2 separate regions of the Homo sapiens genome follow, and region 1 is linked to region 2. The links are chromatin loops, found by intact Hi-C in ENCODE. Cell type or tissue: uterus. All regions are shown on one strand. Region 1 has its middle 140 kb from the start of DNAJC10. Region 2 overlaps PDE1A (phosphodiesterase 1A).

What was found. Peaks named below come from ENCODE experiments on the same cell type or tissue, not always from the same donor. Only the 100,000 strongest peaks of a DNase experiment are listed, where the experiment ranks them.
Region 1: a loop joins it to region 2, with 7 times the contacts of the local background. A loop is called at or near these places in 1 of 110 quality-filtered maps.

What each region holds. Positions count from the first base shown.
Region 1 is chr2:182,570,218-182,574,217 of GRCh38, forward strand. It overlaps a transcript of PDE1A not described here. Among named protein-coding and RNA genes, the nearest start is that of DNAJC10, 140 kb to the right of the region's middle. In uterus, no CTCF peak of the experiment used is centred here; no DNase peak of the experiment used is centred here.
Region 2 is chr2:182,377,715-182,381,714 of GRCh38, forward strand. All of the region lies in intron 1 of PDE1A (phosphodiesterase 1A), which reads right to left. Among named protein-coding and RNA genes, the nearest start is that of PDE1A, 47 kb to the right of the region's middle. In uterus, no CTCF peak of the experiment used is centred here; a DNase peak (open chromatin) is centred at 1,787; H3K27ac peaks cover 532 bases.

The DNA of each region.
Region 1 (4,000 bases), 190 kb after region 2:
GACATAAAGAGAAGGGAAGTAGAGAGTATAAAATAGAAAAATAAAATAGAAAAATGCAGACTGTAAGAACCTACTTTAAAACATTTTTAATACTGAGCTTCATATTTGACTCTAAGACACATATTTGACTAAACTAAATATGTTATTCCTGGTAACCAAAGTGAAAGAGAAATAGAGACAGTTGTAAATGACTGTTGAAAAAGGCAGGGAGATTATCAGTGAGAGCAAATCCCTTTCTTATCACTAAATTTTAAAATATGTTCTTCACTCAGGTCTTTACAATGTGAGACAAAGTAATACAGTAGACAAAGCCCTCAGTAGCATTGTCATGTCAAATACAGCGACAAATCTATGAAGTTGTTTCTTAGAGCATACACCAATAAAAGAAAGGCCTGGCATCAGACACAGTAATGAAGTCTATTTTAGAAACGGTCAGTGTTCAATATGATCATTTTCTTATTGTTTAAAATAGGGTAAAAAGGAAACCTAAAATAATTGGAGCAATATATGTCCTTCAGTCATTAATACCTAATGCTTTCTTCATCTTGCTTCTGAGTTGGGCCAGATAGTGGAGAGCTTAAGGATTTGTGTATCCATATATTAGACATGAAAAGCTGTATGAGAAAATGGCACGGGATAGAGATAAAGGCACTTGTTGCCTGTGGAGCACTGGGTAAGTCATTTGACATCTCTTTGCTTTAATTTCCTCATCTGTAAAATGAGACTAATAATTGTACCTAGCTCATTGAGTTGATATGGATATTATAACAAAATCATTCGTAAGGTTCTTAGAGCAACAGCTGGCAACAGCAACTGCTATAAAATAAGTGGCTAATTCATTTTAAGTAGATGCTAATGTTTAAATACTCATATGAAGATTAGAAAGCTGACTGTAGCTTTTATTTTAATGGGTGCCAACAATTTATCCTTGAATGCTTCCTGATTATGAGAAGAATGGTAAGAGCTATTTTCATGGATGAAACTGAAATTTTTAGTTTGCAATTCAAACCTTTAAGATCATGTTTTTCATATGCTTTCTTTTAAAATAGGGGTCATTGAAATATCACCAAGAGGAAGAGAATGAAAAAAGAATAATGTAAATACCCTCATTATTATTCTACCAATCAAATCATAGAAGAGATGATAGGACTGGACAAAGAGAATTTCAAGAAAATAGCATAAAATGATTACCACAAACTTTGAGACTTTGGAGGTTTGTTAAGCCTCTTATTTTCTAATTCTTTGTCTAAAGTGAGTATGGATCTGTGAAGGCAAATGTCATGAATTATAAGGAAGCTGATGTCTCTCTCTACATCATTGTTAAAATTAAAAATTGGTAAAATACAAGAACTGCTTATTGCTGGATTAAAGATAACATTCAATGGCACTTTCCTGTTATGTGAGAGCAAAATAGGATGCTAACTACTAAATTAAACAATAAGTTTATATTTAAAAATAATAATAATAATAATAATGTCAATCATAGAAAATGTTTTAAATGCCAGTAAATCTGATTTCCGAGAGTAGCAAAAAAAGCTCAAATAACTTTCAGGTCTCCGGTGTAGTAGCAACTTTTCAAGAACAGTATCATGATCCATTATGCCAGCAGAATTCTAAATCTACAACACAGCAGTCACTCAACCATGTCTCATTATCCAGAAAAGGTCCTTTTAAAAATTGACCTTACTCTATGTTCACTTCCTAAGAAAAGCTAACCATGTGGCAAAGTCATCTTTGTGATGACCTCATGACAGCCCATAGCTTATTTCTCTTAGAACTGAAGTGTCAGCTAACTCCCCTTAGAAAGATGTTTTCTAACTGAACTATAATTCCTGAGAGGCAGAGACTTTTTTTGGGTGGTTTTATGTCTCTACAGATCCAGGAACTGACACTGTGCCTGACATTGAGCAAATGTTCAATATTTGTTTGTTATTGAAAGAATGGAAGTCGGGAGAATGTCTTCTTAGGAGTGTGTTTTATGTGCTTATACGAAGCCCATTTTGCATGAACTGGTGAGGTAGAAGACAAGGGAAGGAAGAGCTTTCACTAAAGAAGAATGAGGAGAAAATTCATACAATAATCTCTCCTCTTCTGGCAATCTAGGAGAACACTCTTCTGATATAACTCTGCAGGAAAACAGGTACAGGAGGAAGGAAAGAGAAGAAAATCATCCACTATTCCTTTAAACAAACTGGCTCTTTCTTCTCATGGTTCCAAGTTTGTTACCTTAAATCACAATCACTATAAACCAGTTTAGAAAAGTATGACAATAATTACTATCCAATTCCTATCAGCCCTGGACTTGCTAGGAAATTTTCTACTTCATTGTAAAACCTCTTGCTAAACATTTATAAGGCCTACAGTGTTTTAAAAGTGAAAGATAGGCCAGGCGCGGTGGCTCACGCGAGTAATTCCAGCTGAGGCGGGCGGATCACGAGGTCAGGAGATCGAGACCATCCTGGCTAACACCATGAAACCCCGTCTCTACTAAAAATACAAAAAATTAGCCGGACATGGTGGTGGGCGCCTGTAGTCCCAGCTACTCGGGAGGTGAGGCAGGAGAATGGTGTGAACCCGGGAGGCGGAGCTTGCAGTGAGCCAAGATTGCGCCACTGCACTCCAGTCTGGGCGACAGAGCGAGACTCTGTCTCAAAAAAAAAAAAAAAAAAAAAGTGAAAGATAAATCTTATTTGCCACCACTAGAGGAGACAACAGTGCCCAATCTTTACTCTAGAAAGTGATAACTAAAATGAAAGAATTCAACATCTAACTTTCCTTTTTAGAGGAATTCTAATTCATCTCTGTTTTTAAATCCCCAATGAAATAATGATTTAATTAGACCAAAGAATGCTAAAGCCATTTGGGGTAAGGCTGGTGAGAAATGGGCTCTGCCTCGCACGTTATTCTATAGACTGCTTGGCAAATACCTGATACCGTTTACAATGTAGTTTATGACTACATTGTAATGACCCTCTCTTAACCCACTGATCAAGCTTAGCAAACTGTGGGAGGAAAACCTGCTTTCATGTAACTGTTGGGTGTAAAATATAAAGACATCACTGATCCTGTCAAAAATGTTTCATCTGAATCTCACTGAGGCTTTGGGACTAACTTCCAGATTGACAGAAATAGAGGACAGAGAGAAACAAGCTGAACGATGCCATAAGGAAATCATTTTTTAAAAAAAATACAGAATGTGGGACATTTCTCAAGACAGCTATACTAGTCTCTTCAAAAAGCTAATTTCACAGGGAAAAACAAACGAGGGGCTATCACTAAACTAGGACAGAATCTAAAGGGACGCAACAACAAAATGCAATGCAGGAATCTTAATAGATCCTGGTTTGAAAAATTTGTCTATTAAAGACATTTAGGGGACAGATGATGATATTCATATATTAGTGAGGAATATACGACATTAGCAAATCGTTAGTAATTTCTTAGTTATAATGGAATTGTAACTATGTATAATTTTGTTCTTAGGAAATGCAGGCTAGAATATTTAGGTAAAGGGTGATGATCTCTGCAATTTATTTTAAACGATTCAGCAAAAATATACTTTCATATAATATATAAAATTCTAGTAATATCAATCGGGGTTCTCTAAAGGGACAGAATAGGATATATATATTTATATATTTATATATACATATGTATATATATTAATATATATACATATGTATATTTATATATTATATATATTAATATATACATATGTATATTTATATATTATATATATTTATATATTTTTTTATACACACACACACACACACAAACATATATATATACGGAGTTTATTAAGTGTTAACTTACAAGGCCCCACGATAGGCTGTCTGCAAGCTGAGGAGCAAAGAAAGCCAATCCAAGTCCCAAAGGTGAAGAACGTGGAGTCTGATGTGTGAGGGCAGGAAGCATCCAGCACGGGAGAAAGATGTAGGCTGGGAGGCTAGGCCAGTCTCTCCTTTTCATGTTTTTCTGCCTGCTTTATATCCGCTGGCAG
Region 2 (4,000 bases):
ACAAAAAGACTTGTACAAATATGTTCATAGTAGCTTTATTCATAACAATCCCAACATGAAAATAAACCACACGTCCACAAATGGAAATTTGATGAAGAAATTGTATTGTGTTCATACAGCAAAATGCAATTCAGACAGTTTTTTTTTTTTTGAGACAGAGTCTTGCTGTCACCCAGACTGGAGTGCAGTGGTGCGATCTTGGCTCACTGCAGGCTCCTCCCCGCAGGGTTCATGCCATTCTCCTACCTCAGCCTCCTGAGTAGCTGGGACTATAGGTGCCCGCCACCTCGCCCGGCTAATTTTTTGTATTTTTAGTAGAGACGGGGTTTCACCGTGTTAGCCAGGAAGGTCTCGATCTCCTGACCTCGTGATCCACCCGCCTCAGCCTCCCAAAGTGCTGGGATTACAGGCGTGAGCCACCGTGCCCGGCCCAGACATTTTTTAAAAAGAATCAAATACTGATAACAAAACAACATGAATTATCTCAAAAATATTATATTGAGCTAAAGAAGCCCAACACAAAAGTTTGCATAATGAGTCATTTCATTTTTATGAAGTTCTAGAGCAGGTAAAACTAGGCTACTGTAATACAAATTTGAACAAGATTGTTTCTGGGTGAAGGGGGCGTATCAATATTGACCTGGCCATGAAAAACCTTTTTGGAAAGATAAAAATGTTCAATGTTTTAATTGGTGATGTGTTTGCATACTGAGTCAACAACTGTCAAATTTTATTGAACTAAGTACTTAAGACCTGTGTTATATAGTATATAAATTACACCTCAATTAATTAAAAATTGCCACCAAGTGATTTCTAGGAGTCCCTTTCTACTCTAATACTCTTGTCATGACCATAGTGATTTTCCAAGTATTAGCTGTGATACAAATAATTATTGAAGGAACTCTGTAAGTTACACTTAGACCCGTTTGCATGTTACTGTCTTAAAGCTTAACGCTATTTAAGTGTTTAATGAGGTCCAATATGCAACTAATGAACTATCCAAATAAAATGCTACCATATATGACTCATGTTATGCACTGTATTGTTCAACAGCTGTCAATCTCAAATCTTCTGACTTCCAGTCAGAACTACACTACTATGAAAATCCTGCTGTTTTGTTATTACAGCTTTTTACTACAAAATCTTCGTATTATCCAGTATTTTTGGATTTTTAAAGGTCATTCTTATTTTAACATAGCTTTATCTGTATCAAAACTAGATAGTCCTAATCTAAACATAGCATTTGTTCAGACTCTCAGCATGTCCCCAAGGGCAACATGAAACAAGTTGAATTTTATTTTTGACAAAACTTTTAAAGTTAGTTTTCATGAAGATTATGTTAAGCAATTGAAAAATGAGAATAAGGATGAAATAGTTTTGTGTAAATCCCACTGATACCTACTTTCACAATTTAAAATAACAACTTCCGTTTTTTCAACAGTGTAAAAAAAAATTCCATCCTAGAACTACTTAAATCTTTGCTTCATGCCAAATACTTCACAAGATAGAATAACAACATAATTACAATGTTCTAAAATGGATTTAGCAAAGCAATCACAAAAGTCCTGCAATGTTAAAAGCCAGATATTAGATGCAATTCCTTCTCACTCTCTCTTCCATCCTGACATAAATTACAAATGTCAGTTTCTTTCAAATGAAACTGTGTGAATATCAAGCCTCTAGGAGAGATCATGAAAGCACATGGCCCTTGCTGACAGGATCTCTGCAGATCTTTTTTCTTCAAACTCAGAAACTACAGAATCCCAGCTGTTCAAACGTCTGATAGAAATAAGGGCTTGGACAAGTTCCATCTGGCTGAACTTTAACAGCACAAACAGGAATAAAGCAGTACTCAAAGGCAAGGATTTTGAATGACTAAATATTCCTGTAAAGGTAAATTAGAACAAAATGTATAGTAATATAACATAAAATAATTTAAGCATAAAATGTTAACAGGATTGTCCTCACTTCAGTATTCCATCTAAAATAAAGATATGCATGTATTTATTTATGAAATATTTTTCTTTCCAAAAGTGGGTATTTTTCAGGATCATCTTGCTTAGTCTACAGCAGTAGGAGAGGTTTCAGTGAGGATGAAGATCTTTTCTATTGTTCTATTCCATCCTTGATGGTCCAGGGACTTGGAGGAGCCCCTTACTTTGTAGCAATTCACAGGCAAAGCTGGAAATTCTGGACTACCATCCTGATGGTACACTTCTGAACGTGGCATACAAAATCTATCAAAATCACATTTTCTTTTAATTTTGTTTTCTCTACCCTTTCTTTAAATGCTTACTATGGTCCTTTACTCTATCATGCCTCTCTACATTTACCTATTTTCTCCCTGATTCTCCTCTTAAACGCCAAGTCATCTTAGAAGACCCAGCTCCTCTTTTTTTTTTTTTTTTTTTTTTGAGACAGAGTCTTGCTCTGTCGCCCAGGCTGGAGTGCAGTGGCACGCTCTCAGCTCACTGCAAGCTCCGCCTCCTGGGTTCACACCATTCTCCTGCCTCAGCCTCCCGAGTAGCTGCGACTACAGGCTCCTGCCACCACGCCAGGCTACTTTTTTGTATTTTTTTAGTAGAGACGGGGTTTCACCATGTTAGTCAGGATGGTCTCGATCTCCTGATCTCGTGATCCACCCGTCTCGGCCTCCCAAAGTGCTGGGATTACAGGCGTGAGCCACCGCACCCAGCCCCAGCTCCTCTTTAACTTTCCTAGCTTTCTGTCTCTCCTGCCCGGGTAAAATAGATCATGCCCTTTGCCCACTCACGGCAATGTGATACATTTTCTGGTTCGTTTTGAGAAGAATGGTATATGTGCTAATTTTATAACAAATAAAAACAATTTAAAATTTATCTTCAATGGATCTTTTGAAAGAGTCATTTTGCAAAAATTTGAAATTCATGTTGCAGGTAATCTTATAATTTTTGTCCTTAACTGTTTGTTTTCAATGAACATTTGTAGAATTTTTAATTGCGAAAATTATTTCTTCAACTTTAGGATAGTTATAATTAGATAATTATAAGGATTATTATTTGAGGATAATTATTAGGCATGGATAGTGCCTAGCAGAATCCAGTTCACAAGGTAACCAGACTAATAGTTATTTAATAAAGCAATAAATATCACTGAATGAACCTCAGCTGGGCCATGACCAGTTACTATGCTGAAGAGCACTAAAAAATGCACCAGTATCCTAGAAATGAGAAGTCAGATACAGGGCATACTGTAGTGTGTCTGGGAGAAGAATACCTGTTGACTTCGTAGTCAAGATTACTAGCCATGGCAGATGTGATGGTTGTATTTGAGCCAAAGCAGTGATGGACATGGAGAAGTAGTAATGAGCTCTAAGCACTTAGAATCTAGAAGTGGTCAGGACAGGAATGTAGACAGTCAAATTATATGGTTACTCTGATATGATTGTGATAGGTTTTCTCTTTCTTCATGAATGTGTACTTTTTTTTTTTTTTACATTTCTCAGAAGAAATAGAACTATTGAAGTTGTAACAGATTTTTAACACAGACTATGTTATTTTTCATCTAGAATACTGGGAGGAAGGGGAGCTTTCTATCAGCTCCCACTTCATCATCATGCTCTTTCTAGCCCAGTCATGAAACATCTGAATTCACTGTTGGGATATCTAATTAGGCCAAAATGTGATTTAGAATAGTTGCCAGAGTAGTCAATGAAGCGTTACATTATAAGGCTCACAGGATGGTGGCGAATTGCCCTTTTAAAGGGCCTTTGTTGAATGTATCAGTGTAATGTCATGTGTTGCACAGAAAGTACAAGTTGCTTATAAACGTTATATTAGGCCAGGCACGGTGGCTCACGCCTATAATCCTAGCACTTTGGGAGGCGGAGGCGAGCAGATCACGAGATCAGGAGTTTGAGACCAGCCTGGCCAACAGGGTGAAACTCCATCTCTAATAAAAATACAAAACTTAGCCAGGCATGGTGGTGCATGCCTATAATCTCAGCTACTCAGGAGGCTGA